Regions from separate parts of the Homo sapiens genome. Here region 1 is linked to region 2. Evidence: read pairs that join two places in POLR2A ChIA-PET (ENCODE). Cell type or tissue: GM12878. All regions are shown on one strand. Each heading gives the region's core, and the rest is flanking DNA. Links, peaks and the distances in the headings are about the cores only.

The links. Peaks named below come from ENCODE experiments on the same cell type or tissue, not always from the same donor. Only the 100,000 strongest peaks of a DNase experiment are listed, where the experiment ranks them.
Region 1: POLR2A ChIA-PET joins it to region 2 with 5 read pairs; 1 of 35 experiments calls an interaction of 5 or more read pairs at or near these places.

What each region holds. Positions count from the first base shown.
Region 1 is chr17:39,480,829-39,490,315 of GRCh38, reverse strand. The region is part of intron 2 of CDK12 (cyclin dependent kinase 12); the gene reads right to left. LOC124904107 (U6 spliceosomal RNA) reads left to right here and starts at 7,728; the gene lies at 7,728-7,830. In GM12878, for the core only: no CTCF peak of the experiment used is centred there; DNase peaks (open chromatin) are centred at 2,875 and 5,955; H3K4me3 peaks cover 897 bases; H3K27ac peaks cover 2,951 bases.
Region 2 is chr17:39,791,556-39,800,767 of GRCh38, reverse strand. IKZF3 (IKAROS family zinc finger 3) reads left to right here. Exons shown (of 8, transcript NM_012481.5): 4 at 7,835-8,095; 5 at 9,185-9,212. Among named protein-coding and RNA genes, the nearest start is that of GRB7, 58 kb to the right of the region's middle. RefSeq lists a silencer at 1-6 and enhancers at 7,788-7,917, 9,015-9,124. In GM12878, for the core only: no CTCF peak of the experiment used is centred there; DNase peaks (open chromatin) are centred at 6,187 and 7,757; H3K4me3 peaks cover 3,369 bases; H3K27ac peaks cover 5,517 bases.

The DNA of each region.
Region 1 (9,487 bases), core at 973-8,972, 310 kb after region 2:
GGCTCACTACAACCTCTGCCTCCTGGGTTCAAGTGATTCTCCTACCTCAGCTTCCCAAGTAGCTGGGATTACAGGCGTGTGCCACCATGCCAGACTAATTTTTGTATTTTTAGTAGAGATGGGGTTTCACCATGTTTGCCAGGCTGGTCTTGAACTCCTGGTCTCAAATGATCCACGTGCCTCGGCCTCCCAAAATGCTGGGATTACAGGCGTGAGCCACCATGCCTGGCTGAGATAAATTTTATAAATAGAAATCTATAGTATATTTTAAAAACAATGAAATATTTGTGATATTACTTGCAGTTCCCTTTATCAAACTCTTAATATATCGTTCCTAAGATTTTATTTGGAGTTTTATTGAGATGAAATAAAATTCACCTGGGCATGGTGGCTCACCCCTGTGATCCCAGCACTTTGGGAGGCTGAGGCAAGAGGATTGCTTGAGGCCAGGAGTTTGAGACCACCCTGGAAAACACAGTGAGACTCCATCACTACAAAAAATTAAAAAAAAAAAAAAAAAATTAGGCCAGGCACGGTGGCTCAAGCCTGTAATCCCAGCACTTTGGGAGGCTGAGGCGGGCAGATCACGAGATCAAAAGTTCGAGACCAGCCTGGCCAACATAGGGAAACCCCATCTCTACTAAAACTACAAAAAATTAGCCGGGCATGGTAGCAGCTGCCTGTAATCCCAGCTACTCAGGAGGCTGAGGCAGGAGAATTGCTTGAATCGTTCCAGTGAGCCAAGATCGTGCCACTGCACTCCAGCCCAGGCAACAGTATGAAACTCCGTCTCAAAAAAAAAAAAAAAATTAGAACAGGCACAGTACTCATGCCTGTAATCCCAGCACTTTGGGAGGCTGAGGTGGGCAGATCACTTGAGGTCAAGAGTTGAAGATCAGCCTGGCCAGCCTGGTGAAACCCTGTCTCTACTAAAAATATAGAAACTGGCCAGGCACGGTGGCTCACGCCTGTAATCTTAGCACTTTGGGAGGCCAAGGTGGGCAGACTGCCTGAACTCAGGAGTTCGAGACCAGCCTGGGCAATACAGTGAAACCCCATCTCTATTAAAATACAAAATTTAGCTGGGTGCACCTGTACTCCCAGCTACTCAGGAGGCTGAGGCAGGAGAACTGCTTGAACCCCAGGGGTGGAGGTTGCAGTGAGCTGAGATCGCGCCACTGCACTCCAGCCGGAGAGACAGAGTGAGACTCCATCTCGAAAAAAAAAAAAAAAAAATTAACTGGGTGTGGTGGTGTAATTCCAGCTACTCGAGAGGCTGAGGCAGGAGAATTGCTTGAGCCTAGGAGGAGGAGGTTGCAGTGAGCTGAGATCGCACGACTGCACTCCAGCCTGGGTGACAAGACTCTGTCTCAAAAATAATTAGCTGGACATGGTGGTATAAGTGTGTGTTTCCAGCTACTTGGGGGCAGATGGCAACCGGCAGTCCTGGGGTGGGAGCATCATTTGAGCCCAGGAAGTCAAAGCTACAGTGAGCCATCACCATGCCATTGCACTCCACCCTGGGCAACAAAGGGCAGCTCTGTCTCGAAAAATAAAAAATTTAAAAATAGAAATAAAATGCAGGAAGTAATTTTCTTAAATTCACAAAGTATCACTGCAACTCGTGGAGTTCATCGAATTTACTCTACATTTTAGCAAAGATTTAACAAACAAGAAGAGCTCAACAATTTAATACTACTCTATCGCTAAAGAGGTGCAAAAATCTTGGAAAAAAGAAATAGTATTTTAGAATGCTTTCCCTGTAAAAAATATAAATTGCCGAAGATATTTACAAAAAAATAGAAATATAGCTAAGTTGTAAGTCAAAACTAATAAAAAATATACTGAATCATTCCGTTCACTTCAAAGCAGAAGGCAAACCTGACCAGCCAAAATAGACAATCATCAAACTAAAAATCTAAAGAAAAAGGGTCCAAGCAACTATTTCAGAATTATTAAGGCACCTGGTGGCAGAAGCCTCTCCCAGTAATCAGTAAATTATAGTAGTCAGTGGGGTTTTGTAGAAAGATAGGTTTCCAGGAATAGATCAGAAAAGTCAGTTTTCAATCTTTTTTTTTTTTTGAGACAGGGACTCACTTTGTTGCCCAGGCTGGAATGCAATGACACAATCATGGCTCACTGCAGCCTCAATTTCCCGGGCTCAAGCAACACTTTCACCTTAGCCTCCTAAGAAGCTGGGACCACGGCACACACCAACACACCCAGCTAATTCTTGAAATTTTTTGTAGAGACAAGGTCTTGCCATATTGCCCAGGCTAGTCACAAAATCCTGGACCTCCCCAAGTGATGCTCTTGCCTCGCCTCCTACCACGTATGGCCCAGATACAATTTTTTGCCTATCTCAATTTATTAATAAGTGGTAGAGAAATTTTGTGCCAAGAGCCAGGTGTGGTGGCTCATGCCCGTAATACCAACACTTTGGGAGGCCAAGGCAGGCGGATCAGTTGAGCCCAGGAGTTCAAGACCAACCTGGCCAACATGGTGAAACCTCATCTCTATTAAATAAAGATACAAAAATTAGCTGGGCATGGTGGCATGTGCCTGTAGTTCCAGCTACTTGTGAGGCATGAGAATTGCTTGAACTGGGGAGGTCAAGGTTGCAGTAAGCCGAGATCGTGCCACTGCACTCCAGCCTGGGTGACAGGGCAAGACTTTATCTCAAAAAAAAAAAAAAAAAAAAAAAAAAATTGTGTCATGCACATCCTCAGAAAAAATAAGACATCTATAGTACAACAGACTAACTCATGTCTACAAATAAAATCAGGCCAGATAGGTCTTCTCTATTCCTTCACAGTATCAGATGGTTGAAAAAGATCTGAGAACCTTAACCACAGGCAATCTTCTCTATTTTTATGACAGGTAGTTATAAAGGAAAATATTGGTGCTTTGCATGAATATTTCCTAGACCACAAAGATCTATCTCTTGCAATGTATCTTTTTAAAGAATACTGTTAACCCTTGTGTGTGAATTTTCCATAAAAGAATGTCATTTACTCAAAATATAAGAACATAAATCTCAACAGCTATTGACTCCTGCCAATTTTTATCGTTTTAATCCCTTGTAAATCAGACAGAACAATACAATATAGGTTAGTTTGTACCACATCAACCAGAACTGGGATAGTCAGTGGAGTAGATAATGATCATCTGAAACTTTCTGTTGAAATACTGGGAGAGATGAACATGCAACATTATTATAATCTGCACTCAGATTTTTCCATCCTAGAAACAAAACTTATTATCAGAAAACTCTTTGAGTCACAATGTAATATAGATTCTTTTTTTTTGAGACGGAGTCTCCCTCTATTGCCCAGGTTGGAGTACAGTGGTGCAATCTTGGCTCACTGCAACCTCTGCCTCCTGGGTTCAAGTGATTCTGCTACCTCAGCCTCCCAAGTAGCTGGGACTACAGGCGTGTGCCACTACGCCCGGCTAGTTTTTTGTATTTTTAGTAGAGATGGGGTTTCACCATATTGGCCAGGCTGGACTCGAACTCCTGACCTCATGATCTGCCCACCTCAGCCTCCCAAAGTGCTGGGATTACAGACATGAGCCACCGCACCCCACCAACATAGATTTTTTAAATTATTCTAATTTTTAAGATGTTCAGCGAAAAAAAACTTGTAATTTCTCAACCACTGTCGGAATATTCTTTACAAATCTCAATTCCTCATTATTCAAAACAGATTTCTTCTTGGTTTGGCTTCACTAGAAGAACAAGAAAAATCAGGCTGAGCATGGTGACTCATGCCTGTAATCCCACTACTTTGGGAGCCAAGGCAGGAAGATTGCTTGAGCCCAGGAGTTCAAGACCAGCCTGAGCAACATAGTGAGACCTTATCTCTAAAAAAAATAAACAAAGTTAGCTGGGAGTGGTGGCATGCACTTCTGGTCCCAGCTACTATCGAGGCTGAAGCGAGAGGATCACTTGAGCCAGGGAAGGAGGCCAAGGTTGCAGTGAGCCATGATTGTGCCACTGCACTCCAGTCTAAGTGACAGAGCAAGATTCTGTTTCACAGAAAAAAAAAAAAAAAAAAAAAAGAGGCAGGGTGCAGTGGCTCATGTCTGTAATCCCAGCACTTTGGGAGGCCAAGCGGGCGGATCACCTGAAGTCAGGAGTTCAAGACCAGCCTAGCCAACATGGTGAAACCGCATCTCTACTAAAAGTACAAAAATTAGCTGGGCATGGTGGTGCACTCCCAAAATCCCAGCTACTTGGGAACCTGAGGAAGGAGAATCGCTTCAACCCAGGAGGCAGAGGTTGCAGTGAGCCAAGATCACCCCACTGCACTCCAGCCTGGGCGACAGAGCAAGACTCTGTCTCAAAAAAAAAAAAAGAAAAAGAAAAAAGAAAAATTAAGGTATTTTAATTGTGTCATCATCATTTCAAATAAATTCAGTCTATGGTTTTTTGTCTGTTTGGAGACAGGATCTTGCTGTGTCACCCAAGCTGGACTGTAGTGGTGCAATCATAGCTGACTGCAGCCTCGAGGCTCAAGTGATCTACCCACTACAACATTCCAAGCAGCTGAGACTACAGGTGCATACCACCACAGCTGCTTTTTTTTTTTTTAAGAGACAGGGGCCAGGCACAGTGGCTCATGCCTATAATCCCAGCACTTTAGGGGGCCGAGGCCGGGGATCATGAGGTCAGGAGATCAAGACCATCCTGGCAAACATTGTGAAACCCTGTCTCTACCAAAATACAAAAAAAATTAGCCAGGCGTGGTGGCACCCGCCTGTTAGTCCCAGCTACTCAGGAGGCTGAGGCAGGGGAATCACCTGAACCCGGGAGGTGGAGATTAGTGAGCTGAGATTGAGCCACTGCACTCCAGCCTGGCGACAGAGTGAGACTCTGTTTCCCAAAAAAAAAAAAAAAAAAAAAAGGGGGGGGATGCCTAAGCTCTGGTCTCAAACTCCCACCTGAAGCAATCCTCCAGCTTGGCCTCCTAAAGTGCTGGGATCACAGGCATCAGCCACCATGCCCAGCCAATCTGTGTTTCATATTTTTGTTTTCTCCAATGTTTACTTTATGAGCTCAAATAAAGTACTAATACAGATTAGGTACTCTCTTATCCACAATGCCTCAAACCAGAGTGTCTGAACTTTTTTTTTTTTTTTTTTTGAGACAGAGTCTCGCCCTGTCGCCCAGGCTGGACTGCAGTGGCGCGATCTCAGCTCACTGCAAGCTCCGCCTCCTGGGTTCACGCCATTCTCCTGCCTCAGCCTCCCGAGTAGCTGGGACCACAGGCACCCACCATCACGCCTGGCTAATTTTTTGTATTTTTAGTAGAGACGGGGTTTCACCATGTTAGCCAGGATGGTCTCGATCTCCTGACCTCGTGATCCGCCCGCCTCGGCCTCCCAAAGTTCTGGGATTACAGGCGTGAGCCACCGCACCCGGCCTGAGTGTTTCAAATTTTTAAAATTTTTAGATTTTGGATTATTTGCATTATACTGGATGAGCATATTCAATGCAAAAATCTGAATACTGAAATGCTCCAATGAGCATTTCCTTTGAGTATCATGTCAGCGCTAAAAATGTTCCTGATTTTGGAGGATTTCTAGATTTTTGGATTAGGGATATTGAACATGTATGAAAAATGTATACTGCTTCTAAAATATTACATTTTTAGCATGTTTATTTCAAGACAGAATGAGTATTTGATAGGTTATGTCCTACCAGTTCAGGATATACAATTTGAATAGAGGTCAAATCCTGTTTCAGTAAATTCCAATGTACTAAAAACCTTGAAAATTTAATGACAGCCTCAAAACTACAATGCTTAACATTATCACCTTTAGCATAGGACACTCAGTATTATAAAGGGTTGCGGACATGTGGTACATGCAAAGTGAGTCTATCATAGGGGAGCAGATACTATACATCACAGTCATTACTTGAAAAGTCACTACCAGGAAGCGCTGATGTACCCTAACTATATCAGTATTTCCTAGTTCCCCATTTATACCTATACACAAATTCACATGTGGTAATTAGGTTTCATAATACATGTGTAATTTAAAAACCTACCAAGCTCTAGGACTGCCAAACTTTTAGAATATGAATAGTATTTTGGAATCTGAACTGAATCTGTGGGTGTAATGGAAACACTTCTAATAAAAATACTGTTAATAAAAAAAGAATATAGACCAGGAATGGTGACTACGGCCTGTAGTCCCAGCTCTTTGGAATGCCGAGGTAGGCATATCACTTAAGGCCAGGAGTTTGAGACCAGCATGGCCAACATGGTGAAACCCTGTCTCTTCTAAAAATACAAAAACTTAGCCAAGTGTGGTAGCTCATGCCTGTAATCCCAGCCACTTGGGAAGTTGAGGCATGAGAATCACTTGAACCTGGAGGCAGCAGTTGCAGTGAGCCAAGATCATGCCACTGCACTCCAGCCTGGGCAACAGAGCAAGATCCTGTCTCAAACAAAAAAAAAAGAAAAAATATAAAATTTATAAATATTTACGCCAGGGGTGGTGGCTCACGCCTGTACTCTCAGCACTTTGGGAGGCCAAGGTAGGCGGATCATGAGAGTAAGAATCCGCCTCAAAAAATAAATAAATAAATAAATAAATAAATAAATAAATAAATAAATTGTAACTGTTTAAAAAACACTAAATTTTTCAATGAGATAATTTGCCCATTTTAACAGCGTAAACTACTTTAAATATAATCCTTTATCTCCTTCCCCTTGAAGTTGGTTGTTTAAAACATGATTTCAGACCAGGCACGGTGGCTCATGCCTGTAATCCTAGCACTTTAGAAGGCCAAGGAAGGTGTATTCCTTGTGTCTAGGAGTTCTACTACCCTGGACAACACAGTCAAACTCCATCTCTACAAAAAAGTACAAAAATTAGCCAGGCATGATGGCACGTGCCTGTAGTCCAAGCTACTTGAGAGGCTGAGGTGGAAAGATCGCTCCAGCCTAGCAGGTAGAGGATACTGTGAGCTGTGCACAGGCCACTGAACTCCAGCATGGGCGACAAAGGGAAAACTTGTCTCTTAAAAAAAAAAAAGAAAAGAAACAGTGATTTCACCACTATTTACAAACTTTTATCAAAAATTTAGTTGAGCCAGGGCGAGGTGGCTCACGCCTGTAATGCCAGCACTTTGGGAGGCCAAGGCGGGTGGATCACTTGAGGACAGGAGTTCGAGACCAGCCTGACCAACATGGTGAAACCCCGTCTCTACGAAAAATACAAAAATTAGCCAGGCGTGGTGGCACAAGCCTGTAACCCCAGCTATTCAGGAGACTGAGGCAGCAGAATCACTTAAATCCAGGAGGCGAAGGTTGCAGTGAGCCGAGATCATGCCACTGTACTCCAGCCTAGAGGACAGAGTGAGACTCCGTTTCAAAAAAAAAAAAAAAAAAAAATTTAGTTGAGGCAGGCATAGTGGCTCTCACCTGTAATCCCAGCACTTTGAAAGGCTGAGGCAGGTGGATTGTTTGAGGCCAGGAGTTAGATAACAGCCTAGCCAATATGGCATAACCCCTCTCTACTAAAAATACAAAGATCAGCCAAGCATGGTGGCACATGCCTGTAATCCCAGCTGCTTGGGAGGCTAAGGCACAAGAATTGTTTGAACCTGGGAGGCGTAGGTTGCAGTGAGCTGAGTTCATACCACAGCACTCCAGCCTGGGTGACAGAGAGACACTCTGCCTCAAAAAAAAAAAAAAAAAAAAATGTAGTTGATTGTTCACTTTGGCAGCACATACACTAAAACCGTAACAATACAGAAAAGATTATCATGGCCCCTGCACAAAGATGACACAAATTCGTGAAGTGTTCCCTAAAAAAAAAAGTTTAGTTAAGTACATAAAAAATGGAAACCAAGCATCCCATTCTACTAGGAAAATCCTGGTTCATTTGGAGTTTACTGAACTTATAGAGATACAGCCTTTAAAAATAATGTAGACTCCCCTGAAGTTCAGTACGCTCCAAATGAACAAGGCTATTAGAAAAACAGAGCAAGGCCAGGTGCGGTAGCTCAGGCCTGTAATCCTAGCACTCTGAGAGGCCGAGGCGGGTGGATCACCTGAGGTCAGGAGTTCAAGACCACCTTGGCCAAAATGGTGAAACCCCATCTCTATTAAAAACACAAAATTAGCAGGGTGTGGTGGCACACGCCTGTAATCCAGCTACTCAGGAGGCTGAGGCAGGAGAATTGGTTGAACCCAGGAGGTGGAGGTTGCAGTGAGTGGAGATCACAACACTGCACTCCAGCCTGGGCTAAAAAAAGCGAAACTCTGTTAAAAAAAAAAAAAAAAGGCAAGCCAGGCTCATGCCTGTAATCCCAGCACTTTGGGAGGCCGAGGCGGGCAGATCACAAGGTCAGGAGTTTGAGACCAGCCTGGCCAACCTGGTGAAACCCCATCTCTACTAAGGATACAAAAAATTAGCCAGGCATGGTGGCGCTTGCCTGTAATCCCAGCTACTTGGGAGGGTGAGGCAGGAGAATCACTTCAACCCGGGAGGCGGAGGTTGCAGTGTGCCGAGATAGTGCCATCGCAGTCCAGCCTGGGCAACAGGATGAGACTTTGTCAAAAAAAAAAAAGAAAAAAGAAAAGAGAAAGAGAGAGAGAGAGAGAGAGAGAGAGAGAGAGAGAGAGAGAGAGAGAGAGAGAGAGAGAGAGAGAGAGAGAGAGAGAGCGCGCGAGCGAGCAAGCACATAAGTGCTGGGCGCAGTGGCTCACACGTGTAATTCCAGCACTTTGGAAGACCAAGGTGGGCAGACTGCTTGAGCTCAGGAGTTCGAGACCAGCCTGTGCAACATGGCAAAACTTGGTCTCTACCAAAAATGTAAAAAAAAAAACAGCCGGGCATGGCTTGTGATTGTAGTCCCAGCTACTCAGGAGGCTGAGGCCAGGAGGTGGAGATTGCAGTGAGGCAAGATCACGCCAGTGTACCCCAGCCTGGGTGACAGTGAGATTCTGCCACAAAAAAAAAAAAAAAAGAGAAAGAAGAAAAGAAGACTTTAAAAATTCTATATGGTTAACTGAAATTTCTTTTTTTTTTTTCTTTTTTTTTTTGAGACGGAGTTTCGCTCTTGTTGCCCAGGCTGGAGTGCAATGGCGTGATCTCGGCTCACCGCAACCTCCGCCCCCCGAGTTCAAGGGATTCTCCTGCCTCAGCCTCCCAAGCAGCTGGGATTACAGGCATGGGCCACCAAACCCTGCTTATTTTGTACTTTTAGTAGAGACGGGGTTTCTCCATGTTGGCCAGGCTGGTCTCCAACTCCCGACCTCAGGTGATCCGCCGGCCTCGGCCTCCCAAAGTGCTGGGATTACAGGCGTGATCCACCACTCCCGGCTGGTTAACTGAAATTTCTAAGAAAAGTATACAGATGATCTACTTAAGGCAGAAATATATCCATTAATAGCTATGGTCATGTAGATTGTACTATGTTGGACGTGGGCTGCCTTGCTTCTTGAAATCAAGAATTATAGACCACAAA
Region 2 (9,212 bases), core at 1,213-9,212:
AGCCTTTCATGTGATAACCATCACCCCAGGAAATGAAACCATGTGCATCAGCCCCAGTGAGCCAAACCTTTGTTCTCTTCAGCCTACAAAATTCTCTCTGGGGTGTGTGTGTGTGTTCGTGTGTGTCATCTTCCTAAGAGGCCTGAAAACATAGACAAAGATGGGAGCAATTGTACCCTAGAGTAGCTCCTTTAGAAAGTTTAGTTTAATCTAATTTCCTATGGGTTAGATTCAATTTAGACATCTTTTCCCTGCCTCTGGGAATGTATAGCAATTACCTTTATCAGCAATTTGTGGTTTGGTATATTCTTTTCTCCACAAGTTCAGTTATAAAAAAGGTATTCAGGAAGCCTTTAACTTTTTTTATTATAAAATAGATCATATGTACAAAAAGGCAAGTATAATTACATGTATAGATTAAAGAATAATAAGAAAACATCCATACACCCACCACCTGACTTAAGAAATAAACTTTCACCAGTGTCTATGAGGCTTCTTGATAGTCTTCTAAGTGTCAACTTAAGATGTATGTCTAAGAAACCTGATATATATTATAAGAAGATTAGAATTTACAAAACCAAAACATGAGATTATTCATACTATAAAAGGTTTATTCACTTTACAAAAGACTTCAGGATACTATCAGGCAGTTCCCCAAATATATTCAAGTATTTGTTGCCAGGTCTTTAAGATTTTCTGCCTTTATTAAATGAACGGGTGTTGCCAGTCACTGACAACTGAAATCAGGGCAAAATAAACATTTCTGAATGTAGAATGTTAATCAGCGGGACAGTGTTATTGGTTTTGCATGAAACATTTTATGAACACATCAACTACATAAAAGCGGATCTGTAGCAATGTAATTATATCATACTAAATATAAAGCAGAATAAGACGGATGTATGAGAACAAAGAAACATAATTTTTTTTCTAGTTAAGGGTATCAAGGAAGACTTCATGGAAGAAGTGGCATTTAAACTGCATGTGGAAGTTTGAATACACTATTGAAATGGTAGAAGGATATTTTAGGTGTGGGAAAGGCTGGAGAAGAGGCTTGAAGAACTGTGATTAGTCATGTTGCTGCTGTGCTTCTCAGACTTTAATGTGCATAAGAATCCTTGAGGATCTTGTTAAAATGCAAATTCTGGTCCAGTAGGTCTAGGTTGAGGCCTGAGCACCTGTATTTCTAACAAGCTCCCAGGCGGTTGCAGAACTGCTTATCCAAGGACCTCACTTTGCATAGTAAAGTTCTAGTATAGAGAGAAAGGTGATTCAAGAAGACTGAGAAATGAGATGATTAAGTAGTCCTGGGGCAAGTTCTGGACAGGTGCTTGAATACCTCATTAAGGAGTTTGGACTTTATTCTATAAGCAAATGAAATCATTGAAAGTTTTAAATAAGAGTTTCTTTGCTACAGCATGATTATTCTGGCAATAGGATGCAGTATAACAGAGGTCACATGTACCGTGGGCCAGTTAGGAGGCTAATGCAATGATATATTCATACACCAGGAATTTATGGGATGTCTACTTTATGTAGGGCACTGCATCTAACTCGAGGCAGTGGCTCTCAAACTCCATTGTGCATAAGGTTTATCTGGAGAGCATGGTTTTAAATGAACATTTCCAGTCTCCACCCCCAGATTAGTAGATCTATGGTAGGAGCCCCAAATTTTCTATTTTAAAACCACATAACCTCTGGTCTTACAGATACAGGTTAAGCAGTGTCATAGGGAATACTGAGTTAAACACACACACACACACACACACACGCACACACACACACAATCTGTATAGCTTCTGCCCTCAGCTAGTTTACATATTTATTGGGGAGACTAGGGGAGGTGAGTTCATAAGTAACCCAGGAAGAAGGAGCAGGCTATTTTCCAGCTGGGTTGATCAGAGAAGGCATAGTAGCCAGGAGACAGCATATTAGTTTGACCTTTAAAAATGTGTAGGACAGTGGCCAGGCGCAGTGGCTCATGCCTGTAATCCCAGCACTTTGGGAGGCCGAGGCCGGCGGATCACGAGGTCAGGAGATTGAGACCATCCTGGCTAACACAGTGAAACCCTGTCTCTACTAAAAATACAAAAAATTAGCTGGGTATGGTGGTGGGCGCCTGTAGTCCCAGCTACTCAGGAGGCTGAGCCAAGAGAATGGCATGAACCCGGGAGGCAGAAGTTGCAGTGAGCAGAGATCGCACCACTGCACTCCAGCCTGAGAGACAGAGAAAGACTCCGTCTCAAAAAAAAAAAAAAAATACGTAGGATGTGTAGGACTTGGACCTGTGGCCATATTGGGGAAAGATCTTTTAGGCAGTAGAAATAAGACTACTTAGAAGCTCTTTAGTTAAAGATCTAACTAGTCAAAATTAATATGCCAAAGATAGGTTGGGGCCAGATCCCGAAAGGCCTTTTAAATTATTTGTTTCTGAGTTTGGACTTTATTTTGTTGGCAGTGGAAAATATTGAAGAATTTTGACAGGGCTATGACATGACCAGAGGTAGAATTTAGGAAGAGCAATCTTGTAGCAACAAACAAGACGGGCTGGAAAGGAGAAAGAAGGGAGCCAAAGAGAACAGTGCGGGGGCTACAGCAATAAGTAGATCGTGGGAAAGTCATAGGGTCTGAGAATTAGGTAATGGGCATGCAAAATACAGGAGTGGAGAAACAGATTAGAGATTGGATACACAGATAGAACCACTGAATGATTGAATGTGGGGCCCAATCAGGAGAAAGGAAAGATGACTCTAAGGATTCTAGCCTGAGTAACTGGGAAGATACCTAGGAAGCCTTCAGAAATAGAGGACTAAAGAAAGGGAGAGAGGTTACACCTGGAGTTATATATATGGAAATTAATCATATAAGATGTTAGTCGAAGCCTTAAGAATGAATGAAATTGCCATACAAGAGGGGTGTAGAGGGAAGAAAAAAGAAGGTTAAGGACAGTATTTAGGATGCAGAGGGAAGAAAAGGGGCAAGAAGGAAGCAATCAGAAAGGCAAGGAAAGAAGGTACATTTTCATTGAAGAAATAGGAGTGCAGGGGCCGGGCACGGTGGCTCATGCCTGTAATCCCAACACTTTGGGAGGCCAAGACAGGTGGATCACCTGAAGTCAGGAGTTCGAGACCAGCCTGGCCAACATGGTAAAACCCTGTCTCTACTAAAAATACAGAAATTAGCCAGGTGTGGTGGCACGTGCCTATAGTCCCAGCTACTCGGGAGGCTGAGGCAGGAGAATCGCTTGGACCTGGGAAGCAGAGGTTGCAGTGAGCCGAGATCGCACCACTGTACTCTAGCCTGGGCAACAGAGTGAGACTCTGTCTCAAAAAAAAAAAAAAAGAAAGAAAGAAAAGACATAGGAGTGCAGAAGAACAAGGAATGGTGAGTGGTCAGTAGTGTTGAGGATTACAAAGAAGTTGGAGAGAGTGGCATACAAAAAGGCTCTGAATCTAGGAATCAGGAGATTATGGTTGGTGATATTCAAGGGAGCAGATTAAGTGAATTGTGGAGGCGGAAGCCATATTACAGAGAATTCTGAGTCCTTTTTGAGGCTGTAGAGGCAGTAAGCATAGCTTACCTATGTCTTTTTTTTTTTTTCTTGAGACGGAGTCTCACTTTGTCACCCAAGCTGGAGTGCAGTGGTGGGATCTCAGCTCACTGCAACCTCCACTTCCCAGGTTCAAGCGATTCTCCTGCCTCAGCCTCTTGAGTAGCTGGGACTATAGGCGCACACCACCACGCCTGGCTAATTTTTTTGTATTTTTAGTAGAGATGGGGTTTCACCATGTTAGTCAGGATGGTCTCGATCTCCTGACCTCATGATCCACCCGCCTCGGCCTCCCAAAGTGCTGGAATTACAGGTGTGAGCCACCGCTCCTGGACCACCTGTGTCTTAAATCTGTCTAGAAAGGAATGTTGAGGCCGAGCGCAGTGGCTCACTCCTGTAATCCCAGCAGTTTGGGAGGCCGAGGTGGGTGGATCACGAGGTCAGGAGTTCAAGACCAGCCTGGCCAAGATGGTGAAACCCCGTCTCTACTAAAAAAAAAAAATTAAAAAAATAGCCAGGTGTGGTGGTGGGCACCTGTAATCCCAGCTACTCAGGAGGCTGAGGCAGGAGAATCGCTTGAACCAGGGAGGCAGAGGTTGCAGTGAGCCGAGATCACACCACTGCTCTCCAGCCTGGGCAACAGAGTGAGACTCTGACTCAAAAAAAAAAAAAAAAGAAAGGAATGTTGAGAGAGGATGAATTTAGGTATGATGTGATGAAAGGTGAAACCAAATTGCAAAAGGAAAGGAAAAGAGGAGTTGGCACCTAGAGAGCCTGAAGACATAGAGTTGATAGATCTTGGAGACTGACTTGATGTAGAAATTGAAAGAGAAAAGGTTCCACAGTTTGATGGCTTGGAGACTGGAAGAAGGGTGATGCCATTTGTCAACATAAATAAGTCATAAATTAGAAGCAAGTTTGGGTTCAAAGATGACAAGTTTGATTTTAGACATGTTCATTAGTATTTTCTAATAGAATTTTTCTAAGTAGAACACCCCTTTTCTCTGCTTCAATAAGTCTTCCAGGGAATGGGATGAATCTCTTCATTAGAGCAGGCTAATGCCTTTCCTGGTTTTGGTGGACTGTGTTTGGAGGCTGAGTACTAAGCCTAATATCTCTCAGGAATCTCATTCATACCTTAAATTCTAATTTATTTTATTTTATTTTATCTTTTTTGAGATGGCGTCTCGCTCTGTCGCCCAGGCTGGAGTGCAGTGGTACGATCTCGGGTCACTGCAACCTCCACCTCCCAGGTTGAAGCGATTATCCTGCCTCAGCCTCCCCAGTAGCTGGGAGCCACCATGCCCAGCTAATTTTCTATATTTTTAGTGGAGACGGGGTTTTGCTATGTTGACCAGGCTGGTCTCAAACTCCTGACCTCAAGTGATCCACCTGCCTTGGCCTCCCAAAGTGCTGAGATTACAGGCATGAGCCACTATGCCCAGCCAGCAATTTATTATGGCTTACCTTGAGAAGGTAACAGAGTTGAATATTAGAATAAATTAGAATCTGGTTGGACACGGTGGCTCAGGCCTGTAATCCCAGCACTTTGGGAGGCCAAGGAGGGTGGATCACTTGAGGTCAGGAGTTCGAGACCAGCCTGGCCAACATGGCGAAACCCCGTCTTTACTAAAAACACAAAAATCAGCCAGGCATTGTGGTGCATGCCTGTAATCCCAGCTACTCGGGAGGCTGAGGCAGGAGAATCACTTGAACCTGGGAAGCAGAGGTGGCAGTGAGCTGATCGTGCCACTACACTCCAGGCTGGGCAACAGAGCAAGACTATGTCTCAAAAAATAAAATAGAATAAAATAAAAATAAGTTGCTAATCCCCAGTAACCATGCAGAGAGGTCATCCAGGTCATTCATCTAAAACTGGTAAGACTCCAAAGGCAAACCAGCAACTATGTAAGCCCAAAGGACTTCTCTAATGCCCTGTCCCTGTGTCCTTATGTCCCTGGGTCTCAAATACTGTCTTCCTTGCTCTATAGCTGACTCCTAAAGGACTAAAGCTAAGATCTGCTCTTGAGCCAGGATGGTGTCGTATTGAATTCCAGGTCAGGCCAACTAAAGCCAAAATCCTGAGGGAAAGGAGCAGCTCTCTTATGTCCTCTGTTTTCAGAAAGACTCAACACATTGATCTTACTACATTTTAAAGTTCAGTGACCATGGAGTGGCCTGAGTCTGGTCATGTTCACATTTTCTAACCAAAATGGAAAGGATCCTTTTCTGCTGGCCTTTTCTATCTGCTGTTTTTGGTTTTAAGTAGCTGAAATTTTCCGTTGAGGTTCTTTTAAACGCCTACATGCAAACTGAAGAGCACTCAAGCTTTGGTGGGATATTACCCACAGCTGGAGTGATGGAGGAAGGGAGGCAAGTACAAGCCTCAGGTGCATCCTTCTCTTAAAAAAATAAAAAATAAACACTTAAGCAAACAAATTCCACTTGAAAGCAGGGAAGACCTATCCAGAGAAAGAAGTAAACCTCTTTCCAAGTAGGAAACAGATATCATTTCTTATATAATCCAGATCCATAGGGTGGGCAAATTTGAAACATGTTGGACTTATCCTACAGCCCTACATCTTTGCTAGTCAAAGAGTGAAAAGTTGTGAACCATGAACTGTGGTAGGAAGCAGTGGAACTGTGTGGCAGCCCTGGCTCCTCTGATGGTGGTTAGGCCCTGTCTTGCTCTATTAAGCAAACACAGTTAATATAGATGAAAGGTAACCTTGATAGAAGTGAAAATTGAAACTTGGGTTGAAGGTAGCAAGCCAGGCACAGCTGCAGTTGTACTTCCTCCTATGCAGCAAGAGGAGCAACACTTACTGATGTTTTTTGGAAGGGATGTAGTTTTTTAAAATATCTTTTTTCAGACTGTTTTGGGTTTTAACATTTACACCATTGATGGGAGGGTGTGTAATACAGTTGGTAAGAACCCACTTAGGCCTTATATGTCTAGTGCATGAGGTCAAATCCAAGTAATTGATAGTTCAAGCTTAAGTTTTGCATTCTAATCACACCTCTGCCAGTAACTGGATGTGTAACCTTCGACAAATGACCAAAAACATCTCTGCTCCCAGATTTCCTCATCTGAGAAACAAGAGGGTTGGATTAGATGACCTTTAAATTCCCTTCCAGCCCTACACTCCATTGATTTGTGATTCCTCATGGGGAGGTACAACTTTTGATTTCTAAGGACCAATGGTTGAAAAAGTAAGCATTTATATAGCATATTTTATATATGCAAAATCCCTTACAAATGTTTATTATTCTTACATCAGGCAAATTTTTAGGTTTTACTAGTGTCAGTGCAAGTACATAAATTTGCCTTCTTTGTTTCTTATGTTCTTCATATTTTTCCCACGTTCTTCATATGTTCTTATGCTCTTCATGAAGAGTATTACAGCTCTTCTTTTAAATTTCATTCATTTACATTGCAGTTCTTAAGATAGTACTTGGTCAGCCAACTCACTTGAGCCAGTCCCTCCTCTCCTATCCAGTCCTATTACACAATCCTTGAGTCCTTGAGTTTAGTTCTCCCTAACTTGGGACCTAATGGTCCTTCCCCTTATTTAGATTGAGCCCCACTTACCTGTGTCGATGAAAGTGACTCCTTAGGTTATATGAAAGAATTACTTTTCCTTTTGTCTTTCTCAACACTTTTTCATTAGTACTGACAACTTCCTCTACAGTCAATGTTGTGCCTTTATCAGCTCCAAGAGAGACAGAGATAAGATGTGTTTTAGCAATTCATATACGTGGAAGGGGAAGAGGCAATGCATGGCTTAAAATTAGAAAAACTATGTTAACTAGTCAACTCTTAATCTTAATGGCTTACACTGGATGCATCTGAAGGATTCAAACAATATTTTCTCCTTGAAACCTAAGAGTACATCACCTTGCCTTTTTAACTGCAGCCACCAAAAACAGTACTAGATCTGAGAACCCTTCCTCTCCCCTAGTACTGGAGAAGAGTTGCTCAATGTTTGTTTCATGGCCACTTTGAGCAAACTTAGCTAAAATCTATTATCTGTAATTTTCTGGATAGCCTAAAACACTATCGTCTATTTTTATGTGTGTAAGTATGTGTGTTTTCCTCTGACTGTGGTTCTGAATTTAAATAACGTGCGGTCACGCTAATGGTGCTTTCTTGTTTTGTAGATGTACAGTGTTTTGTTAGCTTCGATTGGTATTTAATTGTCAGTTGTGGGTCTCTGCTGTTTGAGCTGCTTTGATAGCTTCAAGTATAGTCGTTGTTCATTTCTTGCATTTTCTTCCCTGCAGATGATTCAATGAAAGTGAAAGATGAATACAGTGAAAGAGATGAGAATGTTTTAAAGTCAGAACCCATGGGAAATGCAGAAGAGCCTGAAATCCCTTACAGCTATTCAAGAGAATATAATGAATATGAAAACATTAAGTTGGAGAGACATGTTGTCTCATTCGATAGTAGCAGGCCAACCAGTGGAAAGATGAACTGCGATGTGTGTGGATTATCCTGCATCAGCTTCAATGTCTTAATGGTTCATAAGCGAAGCCATACTGGTAAATAGTCTGCTTTTTTCATTCTTCTGAAAACTCTCCTAATGCAGCCACGTGAGAAATGAAGTGGTGGAATTTGGAACTTTTGGTTACTTTCATTGATTTTTGCTATAATGCTGATGTATCTCTCTCTCTGCATTGCTGTTCACTCAGTGCTTTTTATTCCTGCCTCACCATGCATTTGGCAAACATATTGCAAATGCTATGAATAAAAAAAGACTGTAGAGAGCACAGTGTTCTAGGTCAGCCAAATACTTTTTCTTCAGTTTCTAAGTAGGAGTTGAATTGTGTGATTTGCTTCTTAGCCATCTTTTGTATATTTTTGCATAACATTTTTAATAAGAGCAGATCTTCTTATTGTATTGGGTTCAAATTTGGTAAATGAAAGGACATAGTTTTTATTTCCAGCTTAAAATAATGTATCTTCAGACAATAAACAGGTAGTCTATAGAAATGCATACAAACACAACCATCGCACTTGAGCCAGTCGATTCCATCCCATATCTCATATGAAGACTTTAAAAAGGAGAATTTCTAGCCCTCAACACCTTGTAAGGACTTTAGTTTCTGGCTCTTTTTTCAAAGGAGATTATATTCAAAAGGAATACTAAAAAATTAGCCAGGCATAATGGCAAACACTGGTAGTCCCAGCTATTCTGAAGGCTGAGGTGACAGGCTCACTTGAACCCAGGAGGTCAAGGTTTCAGTGAGCCATGATGGGACCATTGCACTCCAGCCTGAGCAACAGAGCAAGAAGACCCTGTCTAAAAAAAAAAAAAAAAAAAAAAGGGAGTACCAAGTAATATAGTAATATAAAAACTTAGATCTAGAAAGCACTTCTAGAGCTGCTCTTGTTTCTTTGCTCTGATTCAATATGATACCTAAAATAGCCTTGCTAGTGGGTGCTTTTTCTCTTCTACAGAGGAGATTTCATAAGTAAGTCTTAGGCTTGCCTTGAAATGCAGCTCCCAACTGATCCCAATGTGAACAGTAATTGTCTAAAAGATGAGCTTTTCCCCTAGGCATCTAATCTGTGCATATGTTTCTCCACTTGCCTGTGACCAGAAATCTCCTTTTTTGTCCTTTTTAAAGGTGAACGCCCATTCCAGTGTAATCAGTG